Linked DNA regions of Homo sapiens: region 1 is linked to region 2. Evidence: read pairs that join two places in POLR2A ChIA-PET (ENCODE). Cell type or tissue: Caco-2. All regions are shown on one strand. Links, peaks and the distances in the headings refer to the core of each region. The heading gives the core; the rest is flanking DNA. Region 1 has its middle 20 kb from the start of BCAR1. Region 2 overlaps ZFP1 (ZFP1 zinc finger protein).

The links. ChIA-PET counts read pairs that join two places held together with the same protein. Peaks named below come from ENCODE experiments on the same cell type or tissue, not always from the same donor. Only the 100,000 strongest peaks of a DNase experiment are listed, where the experiment ranks them.
Region 1: POLR2A ChIA-PET joins it to region 2 with 9 read pairs; 2 of 35 experiments call an interaction of 5 or more read pairs at or near these places.

What each region holds. Positions count from the first base shown.
Region 1 is chr16:75,263,382-75,279,088 of GRCh38, forward strand. It overlaps a transcript of BCAR1 not described here. Among named protein-coding and RNA genes, the nearest start is that of BCAR1, 20 kb to the left of the region's middle. RefSeq lists enhancers at 14-811, 812-1,609, 8,694-9,232 and silencers at 1,956-2,045, 2,056-2,145, 2,396-2,465, 2,536-2,655, 2,836-2,895. In Caco-2, for the core only: no CTCF peak of the experiment used is centred there; a DNase peak (open chromatin) is centred at 8,872.
Region 2 is chr16:75,158,709-75,174,415 of GRCh38, forward strand. It overlaps ZFP1 (ZFP1 zinc finger protein), which reads left to right. Exons shown (of 4, transcript NM_153688.4): 3 at 8,062-8,188; 4 at 10,545-13,526. The coding sequence ends at 11,626. Among named protein-coding and RNA genes, the nearest start is that of ZFP1, 18 kb to the left of the region's middle. In Caco-2, for the core only: no CTCF peak of the experiment used is centred there; no DNase peak of the experiment used is centred there.

The sequences.
Region 1 (15,707 bases), core at 4,978-12,977, 110 kb after region 2:
AGAGCGCTGGGCGAGAGGAAGGCATGGGAATACCCACAGGGTGTCCAGGCAGCACACGAGCACTGCACTGCTCTATGCCTGGAGCAGAGGAAGGGGCACTGAGCAGGTAGCAGGGACGCCCTGGCTCCTTCCCCTCTCTGGGTCCGGGACTGCATGTGAGTCAAATGACAAGGTGACACCAGCTGATCCCCGGCATCTCCCCTCCCCCAACACTCAGGGGGTCGCTACCCGCACAACCAGCCCACCAATCTCTCACCCTGCTTCCCCTCCCATCCCCTTCTGAAGCATCTTATAATTTCTGTGGGCCAAAGTGCCTGCTGCGTCAGCCCATCTAGGAAAAGACTGCCCAAATGGATGGGTGTGCTTAAAACCCAGACGTGTCCCTGAGCAGTCGCCACTCTGGGTTCCAAGGGCAGGGCTTGAGCAGGCAGCTCAGTCTGGAAGCCTCCGCAGGGCCTCCTCAGCACATGAAAGCAATTTTCCGAACACTTCAAGACTGTTCCAAAAATGAATTCTCCTCTTGGCCCCACCACCTCACACACTGCCCAAGGTCCCAGGAGAGAGAGCCACGGTGATCTGCCAGCCAGCCACGTAGGGGGCAGATGGCAAAGACCTCTGCCCACCCCCAGCAGAATTCTCCTGGGCTGTGACTACAAGGGAGAGGGTAGGAGATGACTCAGAGCCCGTGATGGTGTGGCCAGGCTGCAGGTCCCCACGACAGTGCCTATCTGTCCAAGTCCTACCCAGCCCGCTGTTCCTCTCTTGTTACAGATGAGGCACAGTGCCAAAGAAGGCTGCCCAAAGTCCTGTAAGGCAAGGGGTCAGGGTGCCATCCCAGACTCCATGCCCAGAGCTTGGCTCTGACTGTGGACAACCAAACCAAATCAAACGGGGACCTCCCCATAGAGGCCCGCCCAGGCTGGGATGTGGCCAGAGTGACATTCCCTAATCACTACTGCCCTGGGATACCGGCCCTCCAGCAGGCTCAGGTGGTCCGCCTTGTCCCTCTGCCCAGTGCCCACAGGAGCAGGGCTGGCCAGTCCCCTGAGGCCCTGGGCCAGAGAAGTCCAGAACTTTCCAGGAGAGCAGAACAGAAGAGAGGAAGGGCTTGGCAGGCATGTTCTGTCTTCCTTCTTTCTGAAGACGAGACGATTATGCTCTGAACCAGAACGGATGGCGGGGCTCACATCAGCACAGTCTGGAAGCCCTCATTTTTTCATCTGTAAATACATTACCACTTCTGGAGGCGAGCAGGAGCGGGCTCTTTAATTCCACAATAACAATGCTTTGCACTTGGCCAGCTTCCCTCTGGTCATCTGCACTCACTCTGGGATAGTTAATGAAGAGGCCACTTGCCAGAAAGCCCCCACTGCCTGCTTCACGGAAAGGATGGGGTCCTCCGGGTGAGGAGCAGTTCCAGAAACAAGGCCAGAGTGGACAGGGCTCTGGAGGGAAAAGCCCCTAACTAGGCAGGGAAACGATGGCTGGAGGCCACAGCTCGCCAGGTGCAGATGGTGTCCCTTCCTGGCAGGACGCCGGGGTGTCCGCCTCCCACCTCCCACTTCAGTCTGTCCATCTGTCATGTGGGGCCTGCACCTGAGGCCTGGTTACCCGGGGTAGCCAGGATCACTTGCTGTTCTCAGGAGGTGAGACTGAGATGCTCAGAGATGCCAGTGCCCAAGTGTGGAAACATGGCCCGGGGGTCTGCCGAAGCCAGGCTGCCCGGCCAGGAAGAGGGGGTGTCGGACAGAAAACTCCCTACGGCCAGCGGGGAGGAAGCGGCCAGTCAGGGCCCCGGGGGTTCCGCAGCGAGAGGAAAACTTCCCAGGAAAGTGAGCCCATCCGCCGTGGAGGGCAGGCACGGCTCCCATCCAGCCAAGCCGTCCTGGGGGAGGGGTGGCTCCGGCGACTGGCAGAGACCGCGCCCCAACCTGGCCACCCCGGGGGAGTCCCGGGAGCGCCGCAGGGCAGCAATCCGAGGGAGGTCTTGCGGGACAGCACAGGCCTCCCACCCCCTCATCCGGCCCAGCAGTCCCGGAGGGGAGTCGCGGGAGCGGCAGAGACCCCTCCCCGCTAGGCCTAGCCGTCCTGGTGCGGGGTCCTGGCGGGCAACAGACTCCTGCCTGGCCCAGCTGTCCCAGGGGTTTCCCGGGGACCAACAAAGAGTCTTCCCGACCTAGCCATCTTGGGGGGCTCCCCGAGGGGACAGTACGGACCCCAGCCCGATCCAGCTCTCCTGAAAGAGGATGGAAAGGCGGGGGCAGAGAGGCCGGCTTGGGGGAGCCTCCCCCAGCCGGTGCGCTCTCCCCCGGGGCCGAGGAGGCCCCAGTGAGGCGACCCCCAGTCCGGGAGCCAACGCGGCATCAGGCCCGCAGCGGGCGGGGCGAGGTCGCAGCCGGGCGGGGGACAGCCGGCCCGGGGTCCCGGGCGGCGCGGTACTCACAGGCACGGACATCTTGGCCGCCGCCCCCGGGGCCTGGCGGGCAGCGGCGCCAGCGGGCTGGGGGCTCGGGTCCGCCCGCGCCGCTCAGAGGCCCCGCGAGGGGTCCCGGCGCTTTCCGGCTCCTCCGGCTCCTGAGCGTTCCCGGACGCCGGACTGTCCGGCCGCTCCAGCCGCGCCGCGCATGCGCCGCCCGCGCCGCCCCCCCCACCGTCTCCGCGGCCAGGGACGCGTTAAAGGTGAGGACCCCGGACCTAGGCCTTTTTCTGTCGGCCCAACGCGGCGGGGAGGCGCGGTCTCCTCCGCTCCTCGCCGATCCCTCGCGGGCCACCTCCAGTCGCACCAGCTCTGGGTCGCCCAACCAGTCCCCTCCCCCAACACTACACTGCCCTGTGGCCCTGGCCGGGCTCCTAGGCCCTGTGTCCGGGCGCAGACCGGGAGGGCTCGGCCGGCGGAAGGTGATCGCGGGGCAGCATAGCAGGCCTCCCGGAGCCCCTCTGCCCTCCCCCAGCTGAGAGCGAGCCCCGAGACCCCCAGGGAAGAGGAGCTCCCCACCCCGGAAACAGTCTAGCTCATCCTGGGGTCGCCCTGACAGTGACATCTGACCTGGCTTCTAGGGAGGATCCTGTGTCCCTGTAACCCCCACTCCTGGGCCCACCCTCAGCCCACCGTCCTCCCAGAGGCTGGAAGACGAGCCTTCGTGGGCCTGAGACTTCCTTTCCCCAGGCTAAACACCCCCAATTTCAGCTGTTTCGCATCTACCATGGTGCCCACACATGGCACCTGCAGCCACTGGGCACGTGCATGTTCGTCCCCATCGCTCCACTCCTGCCAGGCAGGCCTTGCTGATGCCCCGTTACATTTCATAGGCCCAGGCACTGAGATCCCTCACCCACTCAAAGGAAGGACCAGGGGTCCGACCCCTCTGTTCTGCTTCCTGGGGACGGTGGGTGAGCATCTAGAGCAAGTGGGGCTGGGGTCCAGAGCACTGTCCCGGAGGTCAGCGCTGCCCACCCCAGGGAGGAAAGACGGAGCCAGCTCCATGAGGCTGGTTTGCCGCAGCCCGGGCTCATGGCGGGGACCTGGGGGCAGAAAGCTCCAGCTGCCTAGGGAATCTCTGTGTGGGTGCCCATGTGGGGGGCGGGCCCTTCTGCCTGCCAGGGATGCTGTGCCAGGAGGCCACGGTGGCTGGATGGAGGAAGCAGAGCCAGGCAGCAGGCTGACTTCCCCCAGCTCCCAAAAGCCCCCAGTAGCAGGTCACCGACTGGGTTTTCAGCCTTTTTCCCCAAGGGGCGTGCAGCCTTGATCTTTTCTCCAGGAGTGTCCCGGTGAGGATCCCAAGAGGCCAGCAGCAATGAGGGGGTATGAGGTATGAGAGAAAGAGGGAAATCCAGGCCTCCCACGAGAGACCCAAGTCCCTGTTCTGGCAGTGATGAGGGGTCCTTCCCTGCTCCAGTAGAGTATGGTTGCCCCTTCACCTCTTGAGTGGGGTTCCCAACTGTGCACATCAGCGTCCGCAGCCCAGTGCTCAGCAAGGCATTGTTGGAGGGGCCAAGCAGGGCCACAGCAAGCCGGGGGGGGGGTGGGGGGCCTGGACCGACAGCTGCCACCTCCTCAAAGGGCGCTCTGTGCATGTCTGGCACGTGGCCCTGCCCGTGCCCACCCGCCCGCATCCAGCTGGCACAGGGGCTCCTGAGCTGGGAGCAGCAGCTCTGCCTGGCGCCCGGGCTCCTGGCCACACGCCCTGCTGTCTCTGATGCCCCCACCCACCACCACCCTGGCCCTCTCCTTTGCTCCTCGCCCAGACCCCACCTCCCTCCCTTGCTCCTGCTTGGGGCCCACTGTTCCTGTCTCCTTTCCCATCTCCCCCATATCTAGGTGCCCCAGCCAGAATGGGGCGGGCGGTGGAGAAAGATCCCTTCTACCTGCCTGGGCACAGGGAAAGGAGAGCCCAAGGGAGGGGCGCAGATGGAGCTGGACCCTCCAATCCATCTCATCCTGCCTCTTACCGCCCCAGGGGCTGCTTATTTAGGGCATCAGTAACTCAGCCCTTAGCAGGGAGAGAGGGGACCCTGGCTAGAGCCCTCACTTACTCTGAGGCAGGGATCCTTGGGTGTGGGCCTGGGGGCAGCCAGAGGAGCCTCACCAGGGCAGTGCATGCCCTCTCCTGACACTACCAGGTGTCTGTGAAGGCGGCGGCTGCTCCTCCCTCACCCACTCCTGGCAGGCAAATGATCCCAGGATGACTCACTCCGTCCTATAGGGAACAGCCTCTGGGGCTTCAAGGCTGGCAGTTCCAACCAGAAGCAACAGCTGGGCTGCCAGAGCAGGTGCCAGCGCCCTGAGAGGGTCCTTGAGAGCTAAGCGAGGCCCTCACACCGGGACTATTTTTGTCCCTGGCCTCTGGAGGGAAAGGAATTTGGACCTGGCCATGGAGTAAATCTGTGCAGAGACAAGCTTCACAACCAGCTCTCCTGACATCCAAGCTGGCCTCTGTCCCCAGGGCCTTGCCATGTCTAGAGGGGCTGAGGGCTGGGAAGTGGCTCCTTATCTCCCTGTACCCCCCTTCAGGTGACCAGGGACTTCTCTGGCAAAGGAGCTCCTGCCCTGGGAGAGTGCAATGATTACCCGGCACTAGTAATAATCTCCCGTCAGGTGGGGCGCAGTGGCTCATGCCTGTAATCCCAGCACTTTGGGAGGCCAAGGTGGGCAGATCACCTGAGGTCAGGCATTCAAGACCAGCCCGACCAACATGGTGGTGAAACTCCATCTCTACTAAAAATACAAAAATTAGCTGGGCGTGGTGGTGCACACCTGTAATCCCAGCTGTTTGGGAGGCTGAGGCCAGAGAATCACTTGAACTCGGGAGGCGGAGGTTGCAGTGAGCCAAGATCGCACCACTGCACTCCAGCCTGGGCGACAGAAGGAGACTCCATCTCAAAAAAAAAAAAAAAAAAAAAAAAAAAAACAACTCAGCATGGAACATGTGGCATTAGTAATGAACCAATACTGATACATCTTTGTTAACTGAAGTCCACACTTGATTCAGATTTCTCTTTTTTTTCTTTTTTTGACAGACTTTCGCTCTTCTTGCCCAGGCTGGACCGCAGTGGCACGATCTTGGCTCACTGCAACCTCTGCCTCCCGGGTTCAAGCGATTCTCCTGCCTCAGCCTCCCAAGTAGCTGAGATTTCAGGGGTATGCCACCATGCCCAGCTAATTTTTTTTTTTTTGAGATGGAGTCTCCCTCTGTTTCCCAGGGTGGAGTGCAGTGGCTCCATCTCTGCTCACTGCAACCTCTGCCTCCCGGGTTCAAGCGATTCTCCTGCCTCAGCCTCCTGAGTAGCTGGGATTACAGGCGCGCGCCACCATGCCTGGCTAATTTTTTTTTTTTTTTTTTTTTTTTTGTATTTTTAGTAGAGATGGGGTTTCAGCATGTTGCTTAGGCTGGTCTCAAACTCCTGACCTCATGACACGCCTGCCTCAGCCTCCCAAAGTGCTGGGATTACAGGGGTAAGCCACCGCACCGGGCCAATTTTTTTCTTGTATTTTTAGTAGAGATGCGGTTTCACCATGTTGGTCAGGCTGGTCTTGAACTACTGACCTCAAGTGATCCACCTGCCTCAGCCTCCCAAAGTGCTGGGATTACGGGCGTGAGCCACTGCGCCTGGCCAAAGATTTCTCCAGTTTTTACCTAACGTCCTTTTTCTGTTCTGGGATTCCAACCAAGATTCCACCGTCTCCTTGGGTTCCTCTGGGCTGTGACAGTTTCTCAGACTTTGTTTTTGATGACCTTGACAGTTTTGAGGTGTGCGGGAAACATTTACAGAATGAAATAAAACATTTATAGATGTCCCTCAATTAGGATTTGTCTGACGTTTTTCTTACGATTAGACTGGGTTGTGGGTTTTGGGGAGGAAGACCCCAGAGGTCAAGTGCCATTTTCATCCCATCATATTGGGGTGCATACTGACAACATGAAGTATGATCACTGTTGAGGCTCACCCTGACCACCTGGCTGAGGGAGTGTTTGTCAGGGTTCTCCACTGTAAGGCGACTCTTTTTCCCCCTGCTTTCTGTAGGGTACTTCCTGGAAGGAAGTCCCTGTGTGCCATCCACAGCCAAGGAGGAGGGAGTTCCTATGCTCCACCTCCTGAGGGTGGACTCTATGGAGATGATTTGGAATTCTTCTGGATGAGAGATTGCCTGTTCTCCCTCATTTATTTATTTATTCAATAATTTATTTATATCAGTATGGACTTATGGATTTTTATTTTATTTTATTTTATTTTATTTTATTTTATTTTATTTTATTTTATTTTTTTGAGACAGAGCCTCAGTCTGTCACCCAGGCTGGAGTGCAGTGGTGCGAGCTTGGCTCACTGCAACCTCTGACACCTGGGTTCAAGTGATTCTCCTGCCTCATCCTCCCGAGTAGCTGGGATTACAGGCACCTGCTATCACGCCCGGGTAATTTTTGTATTTTTAGTAGAGATGGGGTTTCACCATGTTGGCCAGGCTGGTCTTGAACTCCTGACCTCGTGATCCACCCACCTCGGCCTTCCAAAGTGCTGAGATTACAGGCATGAGTCACCCCGCCCAGCCTATTTTTATTTTTTTGAGACAGGGTCTAACTCTTGTCTCCCAAGCTGGAGCACAGTGGTGCCATCACAGCTCACTGCAGCCTCCACCTCCTGGGCTCAAGTGATCCTCCCACCCCAGCCTCCCAAGTAGCTGAAACTACAGGCGTGTATCACCACCCTCCGCTAGTTTTTGTATTTTTTTTTTCTTTTTTTGGTAGAGATGGAGTTTCACCATTTTGCCCAGGCTGGTCTCAAACTCCTGAGCTCAAGTGATCCTCCCTCCTCAGGCTTCCCAAAGTGCTAGGATTAAAGGCATGTGCCACTGCACCAGTGCACTTGTGCAATTTTTTTTTTTTTTTTTTTTTTTTTTTTTTTTTTTTTTGAGACAGAGTCTGGCTCTGTCGCCCAGGCTGGAGTGCAGTGGCGCGATCTCGGCTCACTGCAAGCTCCGCCTCCCGGGTTCACGCCATTCTCCTGTCTCAGCCTCCCGAGTAACTGGGACTACAGGCGCCTGCCACCACTCCTGGCTAATTTTTTGTGTTTTTAGTAGAGACGGGGTTTCACCTTGTTAGCCAGGATGGCCTCAATCTCCTGACCTCATGATCCGCCCGTCTCGGCCTCCCAAAGTGCTGGGATTACAGGCATGAGCCACCGCGCCCCGCCCAGTTTTTTGTTTTTACAGTAAACATACTTTTAAAATTGTGATAAAATATACATAACACAGAATTTACCATTTTCACCATTTTTAAGTGTACAATTCCATGGCATTAAGTACATTCACAATGTTGTGCAACCATCACTGTCCATTTCCAGACATTTTCATCTCTTAAACAGAAATGCTGTAGTCATTAAATGATAACTCTCTGCTTCCAGGCCCCTCAGTTCCTGGTAAACCCCATTCTACTTCTGTCTCTATAAATTTGCTTATTCTCTGTACCTTGGATAAGTGCAATCATATATTATTTGTCTTTTTGTGTCTGGCTAATTTAACTTAACATCATGTTTTCAAGTGTAATTTTTTTAAAGAACAATTTTTGTTTTTTTGTTCTTTTTGGAGACATGGTCTCACTCTGTCACCCAGGTTGGAAGGCAGTGGTGTCATAGCACACTGCAACCTCAACTCCGATGAGCTCAAGCAATCCTCCCACCTCAGCCTCCCAAGTAGCTGGGATCCCAGGCACACACCCCTGGCTAATTTTGTTTTTTATTTTTTGTAGAGGCAGGGTCTCACTATGTTGCCCAGGCTGATCTCAAACTCCTGGGCTCAAGCAATCCTCCTGCCACGGCCTTCCAAAGTGCTGGGACTATAAGCCACCAAGCCGGCAAAGAATAATTTTTTTTTTTAAGGGAAAAATGCAATTGCCAAGTTTTAGGAACTGCAAGTGTCCTAGAAAGTTCCCATGGACCCTCTGGGGCCTGGTGCAAGGGTCTTTCCCAGGAGCTGACATGGGGGGAGGCCAGGGTCAGGGGTGCAGCTAGGCATCAAATGCAAATGTGGAGCCACACACAACAGTCTGTGCAGTCACCTCTCTCTTCCCCACAAGCAAGAGGCAGGGGGAAAGGGATTTTGCATGAAGGCCCATCTTTGGACAGCTGAGCTGGGGCAGACCCTCCAGCTCCCAGGACGCTGGCTGCCGGCCTCCTGTCTTCTAGGATGTTCGCAAACACCCAGAGACCAGAGCCCCTTCCAGGAACAGGCTCACATCCTCTGTCACTGTGACAAGTGGAATTTCACTCTTCGCTGGAAGCAATCCCCAGGGCATTGTGTTTCTGAACCCAGAGATGAAACTGCCCGCTGAATTGTATGCATTCTCTAAATTATTGAAGAGCCGAAAGAGCGGCTGCCACATTGGGGTCACCAGTGCGAGTCCCCAGAGCAGCAGTTTCATGTTCTCAGCAAGGCTTGAATGCCAGGCACCCCCGGCAGCTGCCCTGTGATGTTGCCTGAGGCCAAGGGTCCGCCCAGGGTTGGAGTGGGGGGTGGGGGGCACTAGGAAAATCTCGCTGTTACCCGAGAGTGAGACCGATCCTTGTGAAAACAGGAAGGAACTCACTGTGGGGAGTGAGGTCTGCAGTTTGGCAAGAACCCAGGCTCCTGTCGCCATTGACCTCCAGTGGCAGGGCAGGGCGGGGTGGGGCTGACCTGGGTTCTGGTCCTGCCGTGTGAGCTTCAGCATGATCTTCATAGTCTCTAAGCATGTTTCCTCTCCATGTGTAAAACAGGATCCATAAAGCAGTGAAGCCAGGCGTGGTGGGCTCGTGCCTGTAATCCCAACACTTTGGGAGGCTGAGATGGGCAGATCACCTGAGGTCAGGAGTTCAAGACCAGCTTGGCCAACATGGCGAAACCCCGTCTCTACTAAAAATACAAAAATTGGCCAGGTGTGGTGCTGTGCACCTGTAATCCCAGCTACTTGGGAGGCTGAGGCACGAGGATAGCTTGAACCCAGGAGGCGGAGGTTGCAGTGAGCCGAGATCGCACCATGCACTCCAGCCTGGGTGACAAAGCGAGACTCGGTAAGAAAGAAGGAAAGAAAGAAAGAGAGAAAGAGAGAGGGAGAGAGGAAGAGAGAGAGAGAGGGAGGGAGAGAGGGAGGGAGGAAGGAGAAAGCAGCCAATACCTCACATTGCGGGGAGTGGCCGCTCTATTTTGCTCTGTGAATGGTGCCCCTGGAGTTGTGCACCGCCATGGCCCTGATTGGGACACACGGCATCCACTTCCCGCAGCCCTGGAAGGACTCAGGTATAAGGTGTATGGGGCTGTCTCGGTACCTGGTATGCAGGAAGCTCTCAGTTAAACGCTGATGCTGTGGGGGTCGCGGTCTGACTCAGTCTCTCCAGCCTCACACCACCAGCCTGCATTTCTGCCTCTGGAGCTCCGCTATGGCAGCAGACAGCCCCGCTCCTCCGAAAGGATGCGCCTGTGTTTCTCCATGGAGCTGAACAGACGACAGACTAGTTAGGATGCTGGAGGTTGGCCCAAGTTCTGGTCTCTTGGATAACCTTGGGCAGGGCCTTTATACAAGGCCCTTGGGCTCAATGTTTGACAGGGGAATGTCTGGCAGAAGATTCCAGAGAGAGCTGTACATTTTCCAGATGACAGACCTCCTGAAGCAATGGAGCGATGCTCACTGAGGTCTTCCTGATCCGTCTGGGAAACATCTCTGTGAAAGTCAGGATAAAGCCCGGATATGCGGAGATCGACTCCGACCGACTCCGACAGAGTAGCCGGAGTTGTGGGGCCTTTCCTCCTGGCCTGCCAGGGATTGGCAGAGGCTTCCTGAAGGAGGTGGCCTTGGAACAGGAGTTTAAACGATGAGTCAGGGGCGACTCACCTCCCAGGGTCTACCTCAAAGTACATCAAGAATCTGGCTGCTTCTCCCCACTTCCATGTCTACACCCTGGTACAAGCCACCTCAAATCATGACAATGACCTCCAACTGGCCTTCCCACCTTCACCTGGGCCCCTAAAACTGCTTTTCTGCAGAGCCTTTAAGTAATTTCTTCTTCTTTTTTTTTCCTTGAGATGGAGTTTTGCTCTTGTTGCCCAGGCTAGAGTACAATGGCACAATCTTGACTCACCGCAACCTCCACCTTCCAGGTTCAAGCAATTCTACTGCCTCAGCCTCCTGAGTAGCAGGGATTACAGGCATGTGCCACCATGCCCAGCTAATTTTTATTTTTAGTAGAGATGGGGTTTCTCCATGTTGATCAGGCTGGTCTCGAACTCCCGACCTCAGGTGATCTGCCTGCCTCGGCCTCCCAAAGTGCTGGGATTACAGATGTGAGCCACCCTGCCCGGCCACCTTTAAGTAATTAAAAGAAAAATTATTAGGCCATGTCCCTTTCCTGCTGAAACTGTCCAATGTCTTCTTTGTCCACTCAGAACAAAACCCAGAGATCTACAAGGCCTGACATGTGTGTTTCTCAGCCCCAGGCTGCACACTAAAATCACTGGGGCATTTTAGACGCGTTCAGAGGTGTTCTGATTGAGTGGGACTGGAAGTAGGATTCAGCCATCAATTTCTTCTTCTTTTTTTTAAATACGCCCTTGCTCTATCACCCAGGCTGGAGTGCAGTGGTGTGATCATAGCTCACTGCAGCCTTGAACTCCTGTGCTGAAGTGATCCTTCCATCTCAGCCTCCTGAGTATCTGGGACTACATGTGTGTACCACTAAATCCGGCTAATTAAAAAAAATTTTTTTGTAGAGACAGGGTCTACTATGTTGTCAAGCTGGTCTCTAACTCCTGAGCTCAAGCAATCCTCCCACCTCAGCCTCCCTAAGTGCTGGGATTACAGGCATAAGCCACCACACACAGCTAGCCATCAATATTTTAAATAATAATAATAATATAGTTCCCTGGCTGGGTGCTTCTCATGTGCAGCCAGGGTTGCAAACTCCACTCTTCATGGCTTAGCCTTGCTAGGTTGAACCGTGCTGGCTTCAAGTTGGTGCCTTCCTGCCCCAGGGCCTTTGCACTGCTCTTCTGCCCTTGATACGGGCCCCCAGAGTCTCCTCTGATGCACCCCTTCCTTCCTTCCTTCCTTCAAGGTCTGCTCAAGGTTGCCTTCTCAGGATGCCTTCCCTGATTTACTTTTGGTCATAATGGAAATATTATCTTGTCATAGGTTGCTGTGAAGATTAAATGAGATAATCTAGGTAAAACATTTAGCACAGGGCTGGGTACATGGAAACCAACAAATGGGAGGAATTTTTATTTGTGGTATTTACCACTTCCTGATATTATATATTTACTTGTGTATTCAATAGCTGTCTATCTGCTCCTGTGAACTATAAACTCCGTGAGGGCTGAAATCATCTTGACAAATAGTAGGGGCTCAATGAATAACTTTCATTTTTATTTTTTACTTTTAGAGACAGGGTTTCACTCTTTCACTCAGGCTGGAATGCAGTGGTGTAGTTGTAGTTCACTGCAGCCTCGAGTTCCTGGCCTCAAGCAATCCTCCCGCCTTAGCCTCCCAAAGTGCTAGGATTATAGGCCTGAGCCAATGCACCTGGCCTCAAAAGCGGTAAAATAATCAATCATTCATTGTACAGGATTCCCACACCTGATTTAACCATTCTCTGCATGTGGGTGTTGCGGTTCTTTCCATTTTGGACCAAATAATGTACAAATAATGCTGAGATGAGTATACTTGTAAGCGGATCTTTCTCTGCAATCTGATTACTGTATTTTCTGATAATAAATTCCTGGACATTGAATTACTGGGTCAAAAGTACGAAATTTTTTAAAAGTAGCAATCCATTTAATAACATGTCTTTTGTATTCATAAGTAACAAAAAGGTCCTAAATTCTTCAAAATGTAAAACTAGAATACAAAGCAGGTGGATCACTTGAGGTCAGGAGTTAGAGACCAGCCTGTGCAACATGATAAAATCCCGTCTCTACAAAAAAATACCAAAAAAATTAGCTGGGTGTCAGGGCTGGGCGCGGTGGCTCACGCCTGTAATCCTAGCACTTTGGGAGGCCGAGGCGGGCAGATCACCTGAGGTCGGGAGTTTGAGATCAGCCTGACCAACATGGAGAAACCCTGTCTCTACTAAAAAAATACAAAATTAGCAGGGCGTGGTGGTGAATGCTTGTAATCCCAGCTACTCGGTAGGTTGATGCAGGAGAATTGCTTGAACCCGGGAAGCAGAGGTCGCGGTGAGCCAAGATTGCACTATTGCACTCCAGCCTGGGCAACAAGAGCGAAACTCCATCTCAAAAATAAAATAAATAAATGGATAAAATTAGCTGGGTGTCATGGTGCGTGCCTATATTCCCAGCTACTTTGGGGGCGGAGGCAGGAGGATCTCTTGAGCCTGACAGGTCGAGGCTACAGTGAGCTAAGATTGCACCACTGCACTCCAGCCTGGGTGACAAAGTGAGACCCTGTTTCAAACAAACAAAAAGCCTATAATACAATTCAGAGACATAGGTGGCAACTTCAATTTATTCTAATAGCAGGTTCTCTTTTTTTTGGGAAGTTAAAACACCTCTCTTGGAGAATCTTTCTTTCTTTTTTTTTTTTCTTGGGGGGCGGGGTGTGGGGACTGAGTTTCGCTCTTGTTGCCCAGGCTGGAGTGCAATGGTGTGATCTTGGCTCACCACAACCTCCGCCTCCCGGGTTCAAGCGATTCTCCTGCCTCAGCCTCCTGAGTAGCTGGGATTACAGGCATGCACCACCATGCTCGGCTAATTTTGTATTTTTAGTAGAGACAGGGTTTCTCCACATTGGTCAGGCTGGTCTCAAACTCCTGACCTCAGGTGATCCGCCCACCTCAGCCTCCCAAAGTGCTGGGATTACAGGCGTGAGCCACCACACCAGAGTCTCGCTCTGTTGCCCAGGCTGGAGTGCAGTGGTACGATCTCGGGTCACTGCAACCTTCGCCTCCCAGGTTCAAGCGATTCTCGTGCCTCAGCCTCCCGAGTAGCTGGGATTACAGGTGTGTGTCACCACACCTGGCTAATTTTTGTTTTTGGTAGAGACGGGGTTTCGTCCTGTTGCTCAGGCTAGTCTTGAACTCCAGGGCTCAAGTGATCCACCCGCCTCAGCATCTCAGAGTGCTGGTATTACAGGCATGAGCCACACCGTGCCTGGCCAAACCCCACTTCTTTTTTTTGAGACGGAGTTTTGCTCTGTCGCCCAGGCTGGAGTGCAGTGGCTCGATCTTGGCTCACCACAACCTCCGCCTCTCTGGTTTAAGTGATTCTCCTGCTTCAGCCTCTCGAGTAGCTGGGATTACAGGCACACCAAGCCACCACGCCTGGCGAATTTTTGTATTTTTAGTAGAGACGGGGTTTCACCATGTTGGTCAGGCTGGTCTCGAACTCTTGACCTTGTGATCCTCCTGCCTCAGCCTCCCAAAGTGTTGGGATTACAGGTGTGAGCCACCCAGCCTGGAAAACCCCCCTTTTTAATGGAACAGAACTCACTTACCCTGAGAGGTGAGAGGATAGAGGGATTCAGAAAGCACATTCACAGCAACTCACAGATGAATGTACCACAAGGCTGGGCTTGAGTGAATCTGGGTCCCTGGGGCAGCATATCTCTCCCCTGTCCAGATGCTGCCTTCAGAGACAGAGCCCTGGGCTGATATGGCAGAAGGTTCTGGAATTCAGGGACAATCTAGTTCCAGTCTGTTCCTTGGATGGCCATTCTCCTCCTAGTTCAGGTAGGTCTCTCCCAAAGCACCAGGCTCTCTGCTCAGACAGGCAGGGCTTCCTCGATGAGTCCTCTCCTCTCAGAGGGTTCACATAAGCAGAGAGGGGCACACCTGCCCTGTCCAAGTGAGAGAACTTTCTGGGAGGTAGCTGGGCATTCCATTTTGTGGCCTTGAAAATACGTGCCCTGCCCAACACAACAAACTCACTCATAGAAATAATCTAGAAAGAATCAGGGATGTGGATGGCCGGGCGGGGTGGCTCACGCCTGTAATCCCAGCACTTTGGGAGGCCAAGGCGGGCGGATCACGAGGTCAGGAGATCGAGACCATCCTGGCTAACATGGTGAAAACCCGTCTCCACTAAAAATACAAAAAATTAGCTGGGCGTGGTGGCGGGCACCTGTAGTCCCAGCTAGTCGGGAGGCTGAGGCAGGAGAATGGCGTGAACCCGGGAGGCGGAGCTTGCAGTGAGCAGAGATCGCGCCACTGCACTCCAGCCTGGGCGACAGAGCAAGACTTCATCTCAAAAAAAAGAGAATCAGGAATGTGGAAAATTATCAAAGGGCTAAAGCAGTGCACCACAGCATCATTCATAATCACAACAGTGGGTGACCTGAATGGCCAATGGTGGAAGATCGGTAAAATAAACCATGGCACAACCACAAATGGCATATGCTCTGCAGCCCTTAAAAACCGTGTGCTCGGCCAGGTGCAGTGGCTCACACCTGTAATTCTAGCACTTTGGGAGGGTGGATCACTTAAGGTCAGGAGTTCAAGACCAGCCTGGCCAACATGGCGAAACTCCGTCTCTACTAAAAATACAAAAATTAGCCAGGCGTGGTGGTGAATGCCTGTAATCCCAGCTACTCAGGAGGCTGAGGTGGGAGAATCGCTTGAACCTGGGAGGCAGAGGTTGCGGTGAGCCAAGATCATGCCACTGCACTCCAGCCTGGGCGACAGAGCAAGACCCTCCCTCAAAATAATAATAATAATAATGTACTCAAAGAATGTTGAGAATATTTAATAGGGAAATGCTCAGCGCGTAGCATTTGGTTAAAACTGCACACACCAGGGCAGGCTGATAGGACTGTGATGATGGAAATGTTCTGCACCTGCCTGGTCCCTTATTCCATAGACAATAACCATAGGCCACTAATGAACACATGAGGTCTTGGACTAGCACAACTGAAGAACTGAATTTTACATTTTAACAAATTTAACATTTAAAGAGCTGCAGGTGATAGTGACTTCTGTATTGAATTGCACAGGTACACTAAATCCCAAGTATGTTAAGAAAAGGTGTGGGTGGCTGGGCGTGGTGGCTCATGCCTGTAATCCTAGCACTTTGGGAGGCCAAGGCAGGCAGATCGCTTGAGACCAGAAGTTCAAGACAAGCCTGGGCAACATGGCAAAATCCCGTTTCTACAAAAAAAAAATACAAAAACTAGCCGGGCGTGGTGGTGCACACCTGTAGTCCCAGCTACTCAGGAAGGTGAGGCAGGAGAGTCGCT
Region 2 (15,707 bases), core at 4,001-12,000:
CCTATTTTCCCTTTTATCTTTTTTTTAAGTGGTTGCTGTAGAGATTACAGCTTATAATCTTAACTGACCACCTCTTTAATATTTTGCATATTACTTTACAGTTCGTCTGAAGTGTTTATGGGTTAAAACTAATATATAGGTACTGTCTACATCTGCTCCTTTTGGGTTGTTTATCTCTTGATTGTTTTTGTCTTGTCTTTTTTTTTTTTTTTTTGAGACAGAGTCTTGCCCAGACTAGAGTGCAGTGGCTTGATCTCCATTCACTGCAACCTCTGCCTCCCAGGCTCAAGTGATCCTCCCACTTCAGCCTCCTTAATAGCTGGGACTACAGGCACATGTCATTATGCCCAGCTAATTTTTGTATTTTTTGTAGACATGGAATTTCGTTGTGTTGTCCAGGCTGGTCTCGAACTCCTGGGCTCAAGCAATCCACCCACCTTAGCCGCCCAATGTGCTGGGATTTCAGGTATGCGCCACATGCCTGGCCTCGTTGTTTTGGCTTGCTTGATTTCTCCTTCATTCCTTCCTTCCTTCCCTTCCCTTCCCTTCCTTTCCCTTCCTTCCCTCACTTCCCTTCCTTCCCTCCCTTCCCTCCCTTCCCTCCTTTCCCTCCTTTCCCTCCCTCCCTCCCTCCCTCCCTCCCTTCTTTCCTTTCCCTCCCTCCCTCCCTTCCTTCCTTTCTCTCTCTCTCTCACTTTTCATTTTTTTTTTTTTTTTTTTGACAGAGTCTTGGTTACCCCCAGACTGGGGTACAGTGACAACGCTCACAGTTCACTGTAGCTGTGACCTCCTGGGCTCAGGCAACCCTCCCACCCCAGCCTCTTGTGAAGCTGGGTCCACAGACATGTGCCACTATGCCCGGCTAATTTTTGTACTTTTTTTAGACAGGGTTTTGGTATATTGCCCAAGCTGGTCTCAAACTCTTGGGCTCAATTTGTCCACCTGCCTCAGCCTCCCAAAGTGCTGGGATTACAGTCATGAGCCACTATACCTGGCCCTGGTTTTGCTTTTTCACATGTCTAGCAGTTTTGTTTGTATGCTGGATATGTTGTATGATACATAGCTCCTTCTAAAAAATGTTAAGTTTTGTCTGCCAGATAGCTAAATTATTGGCAGATGATTCTGATCCCATTGGGGCATGTTTTAAGATTTGCAGGTGTGGGTGTATCGGTTTGGTCATACTCCTTTCTCCTAGGGTGTGCTCCATCCTTCTAGGGCATGGCTTTTGTGGCATCTCAACTGTTTGCCAGTATCTCTATCTTTCTGGATTCAGACTGTCCCAGCTCCTCAGCACTATGCAACCTCTGAAATCTCTAGTCAGCTCTCAGTCTCACAGTCGATGCCACTAGTTGTCTTGGAGGCTTGCCCTCCACCTACACATATTAGGAACTAGCCAAAGATTTGAGGTGAATCTTTATGCAGAATGTTAAGGCTTCTCTATGGCTTCTGTAGCGCCATCATCCTATGTCTTACTCCATTTTGTGCTGCCATGGCAGAATACTTGAGACTAGGTAATTTATAAAGAACAGAAGTTTATTTTCTTGGCTGGGCAAGGTAGCCATGCCTGTAATCTCAGCACTTTGAAGGGCCAAGGTGGGTGGATCCCTTGAGGGCAGGAGTTTGAGACCAGTCTTGCCAACATGTACTAAACCCATCTGTACTAAACCCCATCTGTACTAATCCCATCTGTACTAAACCCCATCTGTACTAAACCCCATCTATACTAAAAATACAAAATTTAGCCAAGTGTGGTGGCTAACCCCATCTGTACTAAACCCCATCTGTACTAAAAATACAAAAATTAGCCAAGTGTGGTGGCACTTGTCTGTAACCCCAGCTACTTAGGTGGCTGAGGCACAAGAATCACTTGAACCTGGAAGGTGGAGGCTGTAGTGAGCTGAGATCATGCCACTGCACTCCAATCTGGGTGACAAAGCGAGACTGCCTCAAAAAAAAAAAAAAAAAAAGGAAGAAATTTATTTTCTCACAGTTCTAGAAGCTGAGAGTCCAAGATCAAGGTGCTGGTGAAGGCCTGGTCTCTTCTTCCAGGATGGCACTTGAAATGCTGCATCCTTCAGAGGGGAGGAGTGCTGTGTCCTGGCATGGCAGAAAGCAAAAGGGCAAAAAAGGAGATGAACTCCTTTCATCAAGCCCCGTTAGAAGGGCTCCTAACCCCGCTCACAAGGGGAGGAGCCTCTATGATCCAATCACCTCTCAAAGGCCACACCTCCCAATACTTAATTGGGGATTAAGTTTCAACATGAAATTTTAGAGAGGACAAAAATACTCAAACCATAGCATTGCCCCTAGATCCTAGTTGCTTTACAGACCCAAACACCAGTTTGTATTTTTTTTTAATTTATTTAATTAATTTTCAAGATGGAGTCTTGCTCTTGTTGCCCAGGCTGTAGTGCAGTGGCACCATCTTGGCTCACTGCCACCTCCGCCTTCCGGGTTCAAGCGATTCTCCTGCCTCAGCCTCCCGAGTAGCTGGGATTACAAGGTGTGCGCCACCACGCCTGGCTAATTTTTGTATTTTTAGTAGAAACGGGGTTTCTCCACGTTGTCCAGGCTGGTCTCGAACTCCTGGCTACAAGTGATCTCCCCGCCTCGGCCTCTCAAAGTGCTGGGATTACAGGCGTGAGCCACTGCGCCCGGCCAACAACACTCACTTCTGCTTGGGCTTTGTTGTTCTGTGCCATGGTTCAGCATGATCGTAAATGTGTGGCTCTCCTCATAGATGCCTTTTGGTAATTGTAGCCCTACAGTGATTGCTCTCCTGTGCTTGCAAGTAATTATTTATTTTGTCCAGTTTTTATGGTTTGCCTGTCTGATAATTTTGAAGATACTGCTTTCTGGTGTAGTCAAGAGGTCTGAAGGCTTTCAGTCTTCTTACTTGTAACCTATTCTCTCCTGAAACTCACAGGCTTTTCTCTTTGCAGCTGGTGTTCTGAAATTTCCTTCGAATTTTTTTCTTCCATTATGCATGGTAGATTATAAGATTTCTTTATTTCACAGAAATACAAATAAAGCATAGTAGTTTTATGAAATATATATATATATATATTTTTTTTTTTTTTTTTTTTTTTTTTCCTGAGATGGAGTCTCACTTGTCATCCAGGCTGGAATGCAGTAGCACGATCTAGGCTCACTGCACCCTCCACCTCCCAGGTTCAAGCGATTCCCCTGCCTCAGCCTCCCAGGTAGCTGGGACTACAGGCGCCCGCTACTGTGCCCGGCTAATTTTTGTATTTTTGGTAGAGAAAGGGTTTCCCCATGTTGGCCAGGCTGGTCTCGAACTCCTGACCTCATGTGATCCGCCTACCTCGGCCTCCCAAAGTGCTGGGATCACAGGCGTGAACCACCGTGCCCAGCCGAAATATTTTTATGTATTAAAACAGTTGAAAGTAACTTCAGTATGGTGCAGCTTTTGAGACAGGGTCTCACTTTGTCACCCAGGCTGGAGTGTGGTGGTGCAATCTCAGCTCACTGCAGCCTGGACCTCCTTGGCTCAAGCAATCCTCCCACCTCAGCCCCCTATGTAGCTGGGACTACAGGCAGGCACCATCAAGCTGGGCTTTTTGTATTTTTTTTTTTAGAGATGGGGGTCTCGCCCTGTTGCCCAGACTGGTCTTGAACTCCTGACCTTAAGTGATCCACCTGCCTTGGCTCCAAAGTGCTAGGATTACAGGCATGAGCCACTGCGTCCAGCCCAAGTATAGGTCAACTTAATTATCCGCCTATTTTGCTGTCTAGTCAGTGCCTAACATTTTGACGTTTCCATGTATTGTGTATGTTGAAGATTTTTTTTAAATATAATTTCAACTTATTTGAGATTTGGGGGTACATGTGCAGATTTGTTACATAGATATTTTTATGATGGTGACGTTTGGGGTATGATTGATCATGTCACCAAGTAGTGAGAATAGTACCCAATAGTTTTTGCCTTTGCCCCTCCCTTCCCTACCAGTAGATCCCAGTGTCTGTTGTTACCATCTTTATGTTCGTGAGTACCCAGAGTTTAGCTCCCACTTATAAGTGAGGATATGCGCTATTTGGATTTCTGTTTGTGTTAATTCAGTTAGGTTAATACCCTCCACCTGCATCCATGTTGCTGCAAAGGATATGATTTCATTCTTTTATATGGCTGTGGTTTTAAAATTTATATTACTTGTATTATATTTTAAATGTATTAAAATGTAATTTTTCTTTTTTTTTTTGGAAACAGTCTTGCTCTGTTGCCCAGGCTGGAGTGCAGTGGCACAGTCTTGGCTCACTGCAAGCTCCGCCTCCTGGGTTCAAGCGATTCTTCTGCCTCAGCCTCCCGAGTAGCTGGGATTACATGCGCCCACCACCACGTCCGGCTAATTTTTGTATTTTTAGTAGAGACGGGGTTCGCCATGTTGGCCAGGTTGGTCTCGAACTCCTGACCTCGTGATCCACCTGCCTCGGCCTCCCAAAGTGTTGGGATTACAGGCATGAGCCATTGCGCCCGGCCAATGTTTTTTATATTACAAAAATCATACATTAATGTTGTCTCTTACTGTCTCTATCATATGAGGATCTGCCCTCCCCAGCGTGCATTGTTGTTTTTTTTGTTTTGTTTTGTTTTTTTGAGTACATTCTTGCTCTGTTGCCCAGGCTAGAGTGTAGTAGTGTAGTGGCATGATCTCGCTCACTGCAACTTTTGCCTCCCGGGTTCAAGCAATTCTCCTGCCTCAGCCTCCTGAGTAGCTGAGACTACAGGTGCCCACCACCATGCCCGGCTAATTTTTGTATTTTTAGTAGAGACGGGGTTTCACCATGTTGTCCAGGCTGGTATCAAACTCCTGACCTCAGGTGATCCACCTGCGTCGGCCTCCCAGAGTGCTGGGATTACAGGTGTGGCCACTGCACCCAGCCTTTTTTTTTTGTTGTTGTTGAGACAGGGTCTTGCTGTGTCTCCAGGGCTGAAGTGCAGTGGCATGATCACGGTTCACTGTAGCCTTGACCTCCCAGGCCCAAGCTGTCCTCCTACCTGAACCTCCCACATAGCTGGGACTACAGGTGTGCACCACCACGTCCAGCTAGGTGTTCTGTTGTTGTAGAGACAGGGTCTTGCCATGTTGCCCAGGGTGGTCTCAAACTCCTGAGCTCAAGCAGTCCTCCTGCGTCATCCTCCCAAATGCTGGGATTACACACATGAGCCACAGCACCGGCACTGTTTATGTCACCTCACTCAATCCTAAAATTTTCTTGACCATTAAAGCCAGTCTTTCCATCATAGAGATAACCAGTATGTTTTGTGTGGGGTATCCATGCTCTTTGTTTAATCACTTTTATATCATGAACAGGATTATATAGAATTTTGGGTCATGTTATGTGCATTTTTTGGAATTCTGTTTATTGATGTTCCTGTGGACAGCTTCCTGTGCCTTTTGTTTTCAGGCTTTGTTACTTTGTTTATATTTTAGCTGGATCATTGAAGTTTGTGTTGTTTTTAAAATTTGCCTCTTGTAAAAATTATATGTAGGTTTTTAAACCCTGAAGGTCTTAGTCTTTTAACAGACATTTATCCCATTTTTATTTTGATTACTGATTTTATCTGCTTTTCCTTCTCTGCTTATTTCCACCCTTTAAAGGTTTATATTTTTTCAGTACTTTCCTATTTTAAACAAAAGTTAATCAGAATTTTTCTTCCAAACATGGTACTTTCTTCCTGCCACAACTTCTAAGTTGATGACATCCAGAAATTAGTTTAAAACAACTTCCTTTCCCATTCCATATTTGCATACTTTTAATATGTTTTGCTGGTTTGCTGTTGCTTTTTTTGCACATCCAACTGATTCTTGCTGGGCTTAATTTTGGTTTTGGTACATCTTTGAATAGTGGTAATAATGCCTGATACTTGACATCTATTATGTACTAGTCATCATTCTAGATCGGGGGTGTCAAACTCTGGCTCGTTGTCCAGATGGGCTGCTGCCTTGTTTTTATGTGACCCACAAGCTAAGAATGGTTTTTAATTTTAATGGTTGAGGGGGGGAATATCAAAAGAATATTTTGTGCTGTGAAAATGATTTGAAATAAAAATATGAAACTCAGATTTTAGTTTCCATAAGTTTTTTTTTTTTTTTGAGGCGGAGTTTCACTCGTTGCACAGGATGGAGTGCAATGGCACGATCTCGACTTACCGCAACGTCCACTTCCTGGGTTCAAGCGATTCTCCTGCCTCAGCCTCCTGAGTAGCTGGGATTACAGGCATGCACTACTATGCCCGGCTAATTTTGTATTTTTAGTAGAGACGGGGTTTCTCCATTTTGGTCAGGCTGGTTTTGAACTCATGACCTCAGGTGATCCACCCACTTCAGCCTCCCAAAGTGCTGGGATTACAGGCATGAACCATCGCGCCCGGCCTCCATAAATCGAGTTTTATTGGAACACAGCCATGCCTATTTGTTGACGTGTTGCCTATGCCTGTTTTTGTGGTATGATGGCCAAGTCGGTTTGTTTTAGCAGAGACTACATGTAGCCTGAAAAGGAAAAATCTAGTTAGTTACTTACTTGACCCTTTATAGAAAAAGTTTGTCAACCAACTCATTCTAAATACTTTCAGCCCTTTGAAGATTTGTCTTCTGACTTCCATTGTTTTTGTTGAGAAATTAGCTGTCAGGTTTTTTGTACCTCTGAAGGCAATACCTGTTTTTTCCTCTGGGTTTTTTTCTGAGACAGAGTCTTGCTCTGTCACCCAGGCTCAAGTGCAGTGGGGCAGTCTGGGCTCACTGCAGCCTCCACCTCCCAGGTTCAAGCAATTCTCCTGTCCCAGCCTCCCGAGTAGCTGGGATTACAGGCGCCCTCTACCACACCCGGATAATTTTTGTATTTTTAGTAGAGATGGGGTTTCACCATCTTTGCCAGGTTGGTCCCGAACACCTGTGATCCGCCCACCTCGGCTTCCTAAAGTGCTGGGATTACAGGCCTGAGCCTGGCCACCTCTGGGGTTTTAAATCAGTTTTGTTATATGCTGAGTATTTTTTTTTTTTAATGTACTTATTGTACTTGGGGTTGCTGGTTTTAAAACTATAGCCTGGTGTGGGGTGTGTTGGAAAATTCTCAGCTGTTATCTCTTCAAATATTGTTTCCACTGCCTCTGCTGGGACTCCTGCTGCAAGTATATTAGACCTTTTTAGCTTGTCCCACATATCTTTTAGGCTCCTTAATGTACCTTTTGCATTTCAGTTTAGATATTTACTGACATTTTTTGACTAATCATTTCTTCAGCCATTCTGGCCTGTTAAATTCAACCATGTATTTTTTAAAAAAATTTTCTACCATTTTTATGGCTTGAATGAGGGGATGGAAGGACAGAGATCCTTACTTGTACCTGGTATTTTACAGTTGGAAGTTCATCTTCTGCCTTAAAGAGTTAAAACTTTGACTATTTAAACATCGATGTCACAGAAATAATGCCTATGTGAGCTTTATTAGCACACTGGTAACAATGAATATCTAATGTGCTTGTCTCACAGTACACATCTTGAGAGCAGAAACAGTGTTTATTTTTTGAGACAGTCTTACTCTGTTGCCCAGGCTGGAGTATAGTGGTGCAGTCTTGGCTCACTGCAGCCTCTGCCTCCCGGGTTTAAGCAGTTCTCCTGTCTCAGCTCCCCCACGTAGCTGGGAGTACAGGCATGTGCCACCATGCCCGACTAAATTTTAGTAGAGATGGGATTTCACCATGTTGTCCAGGCTGGTCTCGAACTCCCGACCTCAAGTGATTCCCCCGCCCACCTAGCCTCCCAAAGTGCTGGGATTACAGGTGTGAGCCACTATGCCTGGCCAATAGTGTTTTATTAATCTGAGACACCTATCAAATATGACAGTGCCAGAGATATAGGGGAATCTGAATAAATCTCAACTATTTATAAAAATATATTTTGGAAGACATGAACAAAAACAGTGAACAAGATGTATCGTTGGTGTAATATATAGATTTTCATGATGAATGACATAAAGTTTTCATCTATCCTTTCTATATCACCAAATGATCATCTTAGGATGAATAACAATATGCCATTTCAGGGATCAGTTTCATTCACGGATGTGACTGTGGACTTTACCCAGGAGGAATGGGAACAACTGGACCCCTCTCAGAGGATCCTATACATGGATGTGATGCTGGAGAATTATAGCAACTTACTTTCAGTGGGTAAGGACGGTTTTCAGGTACAGCTCACCATGTGCCTAGAGGTATTTATGTCCTGTCTCAGTGACCAGAAATGAGCTTCTGAATTACTAAATGTTTTTGGCCTAAGTCCTCAGGTATTAAACCTGAGAGATCTTGCAGCCTTTAAAGCTCTATCATCTCCTTTCCTTTAAGGCTTCTGAAGTCCAGGCAATTAGGAGCTATGTCCCATTAGTAAATGGCTGTCAAGCCATATGCAATTTTCAAGTTGGAGCAACCAGAAGAGTTTTGGGTAGCATAGAGTTGTCAATTCAGAACATTCTAAGGGAGATAGGACGGGAGAGAGGGAGAAGCAGAAGCCAGTGGAATTAGTATCCAGACGATTATGAGCAGCTCAGTACCTTTGAAATACTTTTCAGCAATCTGTTTTTCAAATCCCTAACACTTAAGTATAGCTGAGGACAGATGACCTGTACCTCAATCTCTGAAGCATACCTCCAAATATCCGTCTCTCCCTGCTTACCTTTTTTTTTTTCCTGTTTAATCTTATAGATATTTGCCTCTCACACTTGAACCCTGAAACTTTCCTAACATATCTTAAACTTTGTTGTGTCTTGTACATGTACCATTCTTTTCCAGTCCACCATTAATGGGCACCTAGGTTGATTCCATGTCTTTGCTATTATGCATAGTGCTGTGATGAACCTATGAGTGGGCATGTGTCTTTTTGGTAGAATCTTTTTTTGAGACAGGGTCTCATTCTGTCACCCAGGCTAGAATCCAGTGGTGACATCACGGTGCACTGTAGCGTCCACCTCCTGAGCTCAAGTAGTCTTCCCACCTCAGCCTGGAGTAGCTGGGATCACAGACACACACCACCATGTCCTGCTAATTATTTTTTACTTTTGTAGAGACAAGTTCTCTGTAGAACTCCTGACCCCAGGCCAGGCGCCATGGCTCATGCTTATAATCCTAGCATTTTGGGAGGCTGAGGCGGGCAGATCACCTGAGGTCAGTTCAATACCAGCACCAACAACATGGTGAAAACCCCTCTCTACTAAAAATACAAAATAAGCCGGGCATGGTGGCATGTGCCTGTAATCCCAGCTACTCGGGAGACGGAGGTTGCAGTGAGCTGAGATCACACCATTATACTCCAGCCTGGGCAACAGAGACCGACCCCATCTCAAAAAAACAAAAATAAGACCTCCTGACTTCAAGTGATCCTCCTGCCTTGGCCTCCCAAAGTGCTGGGATTACAGGCATGAGCCAGTGTGCCTGGCCAGATGATTTTTAATGGGATTGCTATGTGAAAGGGTAGTTCTGAATTATTTGAGAAATCTTCAGACTGTTCTCCACAGTGGCTGAACTAATTTAAATTCCCACCAACAGTGTATCTTAGCCTTGCCAGTATCTGTTGTTTGACTTAATGAACCTGGGTAACTTTATCCTTAAGATGCTGAACACATTGAAAGAAGTAGGCTGGGCATGGTGGCTCATGCCTGGAATATTGAGAGTATCCCTTGAGCCCAGGAGGTCAAGGCTGCAGTGAGCTATGATTGTGCCACTGCACTCCAGCCTGGGCAAATGAGGGAGACCCTATCTCTAAATAGGAATGGAAGAAAAGTAGGATATGATAGTGAAAACATGTTCACTCTCCCAGCAACTTCAGTAGAAAAAAAAAAGCAATAAAACCAGCAGCAGTTAGTGATCCTGTGGTAAGGGTTGTGTATCTCTTAGCGAATGAGTTTCTGGATTTTACCATTTGCAAGATTCTCACTTAAGAGATTTGGAGCTCTGCTATCTGGTTGTCACTGCAAACCTATGAGAAGTGCTGTTCTCTGGAAATCATTTTGGTAAAGATGAACAGTAGAAAAAAAGGAGAAAAAGCTTAGAACTATGCAGACTGGTGCTGGTTCTACCATAGTAGTCCGAGTTTAGCAAATAATACTATTAGTCGAGATCTGCTTAGGTGTTTCCCCTTAATTCCCTCATCTGCTTACTTTCTCGGTCTCTGTGCTAACTGCAGTGTCCTTAAGAACACTGTGAATCTCCCTCCCTGGCATTGCCAGCCTTCTCATATTGTGTTCTGTTTTCTGTCTCCTTTCACCCTCTCTGCCCACTTTAAGGTCATTTTGTGATCTGGCAATGCTACTTGTATTGATTTTGGTTTTGTTTTGTTTTTTTAACCACAAGCTATTACCTTTCTCTTTCAAAGTTTGAAAGGAAACATTTGCACTGGGAATTTTTTAATATTGGGAGACTGGGTCCCAAACTAAAGAGTCAGCCCTGTGATAGAACACGTGTGAAGACTTCCCATTCGGTAACATTATAGCGGAGGCATTGACAAGGTTCTTTTCATTGTGCTCTCTATTCCTAGAAGTGTGGAAGGCTGATGACCAGATGGAGAGAGACCACAGAAACCCAGACGAGCAGGCGAGGCAATTTTTAATTCTTAAGAACCAAACCCCAATTGAGGAAAGAGGCGATCTCTTTGGAAAAGCACTTAATCTGAACACAGACTTTGTTTCTTTAAGACAAGTACCTTATAAATATGACTTATATGAAAAAACTTTGAAATATAATTCAGACTTGCTTAATAGTAATAGAAGCTATGCAGGAAAGCAGACTGATGAGTGTAATGAATTTGGAAAAGCACTTCTCTACCTGAAGCAAGAGAAAACCCACAGTGGAGTAGAATATTCTGAATACAATAAAAGTGGAAAAGCCCTCAGCCATAAAGCAGCCATTTTTAAACATCAGAAAATAAAAAACTTGGTTCAACCTTTCATTTGTACTTACTGTGACAAGGCTTTCTCCTTTAAGTCACTCCTCATTAGTCATAAGAGAATACATACTGGAGAAAAGCCATATGAATGCAATGTATGTAAGAAAACCTTCTCCCATAAGGCCAACCTCATCAAACATCAGAGAATTCACACTGGGGAGAAACCTTTCGAGTGTCCGGAATGTGGAAAAGCTTTCACCCACCAGTCAAACCTCATTGTACACCAGAGAGCACATATGGAGAAGAAGCCCTATGAGTGCAGTGAATGTGGAAAGACATTTGCCCAAAAGTTTGAACTCACCACACACCAGAGAATTCATACAGGAGAGCGACCCTATGAGTGTAACGAATGTGCAAAAACCTTCTTTAAGAAGTCAAACCTTATCATACATCAGAAGATTCACACGGGGGAGAAACGCTATGAGTGCAGTGAATGTGGAAAATCCTTTATCCAGAACTCACAGCTCATCATACACATGAGAACTCATACAGGAGAGAAACCCTATGAATGTACTGAGTGCGGCAAAACTTTCAGCCAGAGGTCAACTCTTAGATTACACTTGCGAATCCACACAGGAGAGAAACCATATGAGTGTTCCGAATGTGGGAAGGCCTTTAGCAGGAAGTCCCGACTCAGTGTCCATCAGAGAGTTCACATCGGGGAGAAACCCTGAAACTCCAGCCAGGTCTTACTGTGGAAAACTCCTGCCAGAACTCTTCAAGCGGGTGAAAAACCTCATGACAGTATTGAGGGAACATGGGAATTCATACTGAGATGCAATCTCTCAACTCAAAAATGTATTAAAAATAGGATCCCATGAGAACATTATACTGGAAGTTACATGTGATACCCAGCTAAAGAATACATATCAGAATATATCCAGTTGTAAATAGCCATACCCAGTTGTACTACAATGAGCTTTTTAAAATCTTGAATGAATTGAGTATTCTAGACAGCAGCATAAGAAATATACAAACAGTATCCTATGAATTTAGTGGTTTTATGTGGATATGCCACAAAACACAAGTGGTATGCTTTAGATCTGCACATGTGAATTTAGCATAATCACTGGGAATTTGAAATTCTTGTCCTCTGTGATAATTAGGACATAACAAGATTTTCCATACTAAACATCACATGTGTTTTTCAGTATCTCTGCAATCCAGTATGCATTCCAAATGAAATGTGTAACATTTAAAGTAGCATGGAACCTACGTCTTTCCCTACTGCTTGCTGGCATATATCAGTTGGTATGAACATTGTTCTTGAGCTGCCTCTTAGGAAACAGAAGACAGTGTTGAAGTTTTCCCTGCTTCTGGTTTGCTGAAGATTTTCTAGAAGCACTATTTACACAAATATGCAAATGTGAAATAACCGATCTATAACGTGAAGGAGGCAGACATGAGCTGTACTACTCAGTATGCACCACAGAATAAGAGTTTGCCGTGTAAAGACAATATCCCCATTCGTCATGCTCTTATTTTCCCGTGGGATATTTGCATACAAATGCATGTCTGTTACCAAAATATTGTGTAACACAGACAGAAACCACCTGTTTTTGTCTTTCCTTGTTTCCCTTAATATTTCATGAATTGTCTAGCAAAAATGGTAGGATGCTTCTGTAGTTCACAAATGTTACATTTCAGAGACTTTAGAGGAAAAATTATTTTAAATAACTGTCAACTGTTTCATTGCTTTTTAAATTTTTCACGTGCATAACCCCCTTTAGAAGTAAATTTTTACACTATTTTGTTGTTTAAAGGAGGCATTTCTACTTCCTTGAGTTTTGCTGTTGCCAACCTAAAACATTTCCCTTTGGAACATGAGTTATAAGTTATTACTTTTCCTTTACATGTTTACACTTTTATAAAAATCAGATTTTTCAGTGGTCTCTCCAGATATTAACAAGAATTGTTGTGTAACTCAAAGATTTGCTTTTATAGACTTGATTTCAAATTCTTAAGTTCAGCCTTTCCCTATCAATCACAAATCATGTATTGGAAATTATAAATGGCAACCAAAAACTGGCTTTTAAAAAATATTTTTGGATATCATTGATGTGCTGTCACACTATATATTGAGTGACTTTCTGAACAAATTTATCCAGAACATCCATAGCCCAATAAGCTTTTGTCTAAGTTGTCATCTTACTTACTCACAAAGGAGGGGAAAACGTTATTTTCATAGCTGCTTTTAGAAATGTAAATTGTAACAGCCTCCTTGGACAACATTGTGAGTCTGTTTTAACATTAATATACTCTTACAACCTAGGAATCTCCTGGGAATCTATCCCTAAGGAATAAAAAGCGCCAGCACTTAAGATTATATGTTTACTAATGTATATTGTATTTTTTGGTAAGGACCAAAAAAACAAACAAAAAAAAGACCATCAGTAAGGGAATGGATGAATAAATTGTGGTAAAAACATACCATGGCTGAATGGTATTTCCTTGAAAAGAATGTGTGGGAACAAACTCCAAACTTCTCTAGGTCAAATGAGGAAAGCAAGAGGGGAGAGAGAGAGTGTATGTGTGTGTGTAGCAGTTTTTATAAAATAAAGATAAACCCTTATATATGTGTGTCTTTGTATATGATTTTATGGGCCTGGTGAATAGAATTCCTTCCATTTTTAACCTGTGGACCTCACCAGCTTTATCAGTGAGGGCTTTAGCAGTAAACTGAATTAGCGCCTTATGAAAGGATGACTTGGAGAATGAGAGAAGGATTAAGGGAACAAACAACGGATGGTAAGGAATCCAGAGACCAGCAGTGCCAAGAAGCTGTTGTCTCCCTAGGGACCAAAGGAAGAAATGGTGTTTCAGAGCCCAGTGAGAGCCAAAATGTTGGAAGGTCTCTTTCCTGTAGGAGATAGAAAAATAAAAAGGAAGAGTGTCTCTTAAGTGGATGTTGAAGCTCTACAAAGATGCAGCTACTGTGAGAAACACAGAACTGTCAGGAAAGGGAGCAGAGGGGGAAAAGCCTCAGCTCTTTATTGCTGTCTCCTGAAGATGCCTCCATCAACTGAACCTAATCAGAAGCCCGGGTGATGCCGTCCTCCTGGGATAAAGCAGGGTAGAAAGATGGAGGATGGACCAGGAGGGGAAACAGCACAATCAGCAAATCTCCCATCTCAGTTTCAGCCTTGCTGGTCCGACTGTAATGAGGCTTTCCCAGAAGGACCCTTCTTCCCCTATGGTCATTCCAAGTGGCAACTGTTTGTCTCATGCCTCTTATGCGTTTAGAGGTAAGATGACTGACTCTGAAGCCCAATTTCAGAGGAAATAAAAATTTGGGAGTTGTCACAGGGATAATATTTTAAGCCATAAAGCTAGGTGAGATTACCTAGGAAAAAAAAGTATAAAGAATGTCAAGGACTGAGCCCCGAGCACTCACCCCAGTGTTTGCTGGGCAGGAACTGGCAAATGAAACTGAGAAGGAACCACCAGGGTTAGGGTGAAAACCAGTAGAGGGTGGTATCTGAAGCCAGCTGAAAACACTTATTTTGAAGTAGAAGAGTGGCCACTATATCAAATACTAATAATTTGTATGAAGTTGGATATATGCTGAGATTAACCATCAGTGAGGTCATTTTGAAAAAAACAGTTATAAAGGAGTGGTCAGGGTAAATCTAGGAGGATTCAAGATAAACTTGGAAACAGGAGCTGTGAATAAGGGGCCAAGTGTTAAGGACTGAAAAGTCTGAGATTTTGTCCTACTTGCAAGGTAACAAGTTAAGCTACCAGTTTCATGGATACTGGCAGAAGACATACTGTACTGACCTCGAATACACATTTGCTGGGTGGAGTTACAGGAGGGGAGGTCCAAGTTTAGGGAGCCTGAATCTTAAACAGTGGTCTAGAAGTAAATCTATCAAACCTTTGTCTAGAAGGAAGACATATTATACTGGATGCTAAACAAACTGTTGCTCTGGAGAACGGATTACCTATCTAAGGCTATTCATCCTGAAAACAGCCTGTAACAAAAGCCATCACCATATGTACTTGTAAGATAGTGAGAAACGTGAGAAACCCATGGAGAATTGTCTCCCAACACAGAGAAACGGATGGGTAACTGAAGAGATGGGGGCTTTTGAGGATTTTGGTGTTTTAAAATATTAGAAATTCTAGGATAAATTTATATACTCATGGGAACGATAAGTAGAAAAATTGACGCTGTACGAGAAGAGGAGGAGGAGAATGGACTAGAGCAGAGCCTGAGCAGGTGAAGACACTGGGATCCAGGGTACTAGTGAAGAGGTCAGACGCTGGAGCACCAACCAGGAGGAAGGCAGAGCGTGGGCAGAGAAGATGCTAGAGCTTGTGAGTGTTCTTGTCTGATTGCTTTTATTTCCACTGTTAAACTGAAAACATAGTTATTAGCTGAGAGTGAGGATGGTAGAGGTGGTGTGAGACGTTTGGGGGATAGGGAAGAGTGAAAAAATTAAGGAAATGTACGATACACTAAAGGCCCACTTGAGGTTAGTGGTCATGAGTTTAACATAACATCAATTGTCAGGGTTGTATGTTTTGTTCCAGCCACATTCAGCAGAGTTGGATTTAGCCTGGATTGACTGGTGTGAAATACATGAACCATGGGACTTAAGCTGATTAGGTGAAGAGTCACAACTTCAGAGAGGGAAATCAGCGGGAGTGGTTTCAGCAAGATGGCAGAATAGAACTTTCTAGCACTTGACTCCCTGCAGAAACATCAGTTTGAATAGCTTTCCATGCACAAAATTACCTTCACAAGAGCTA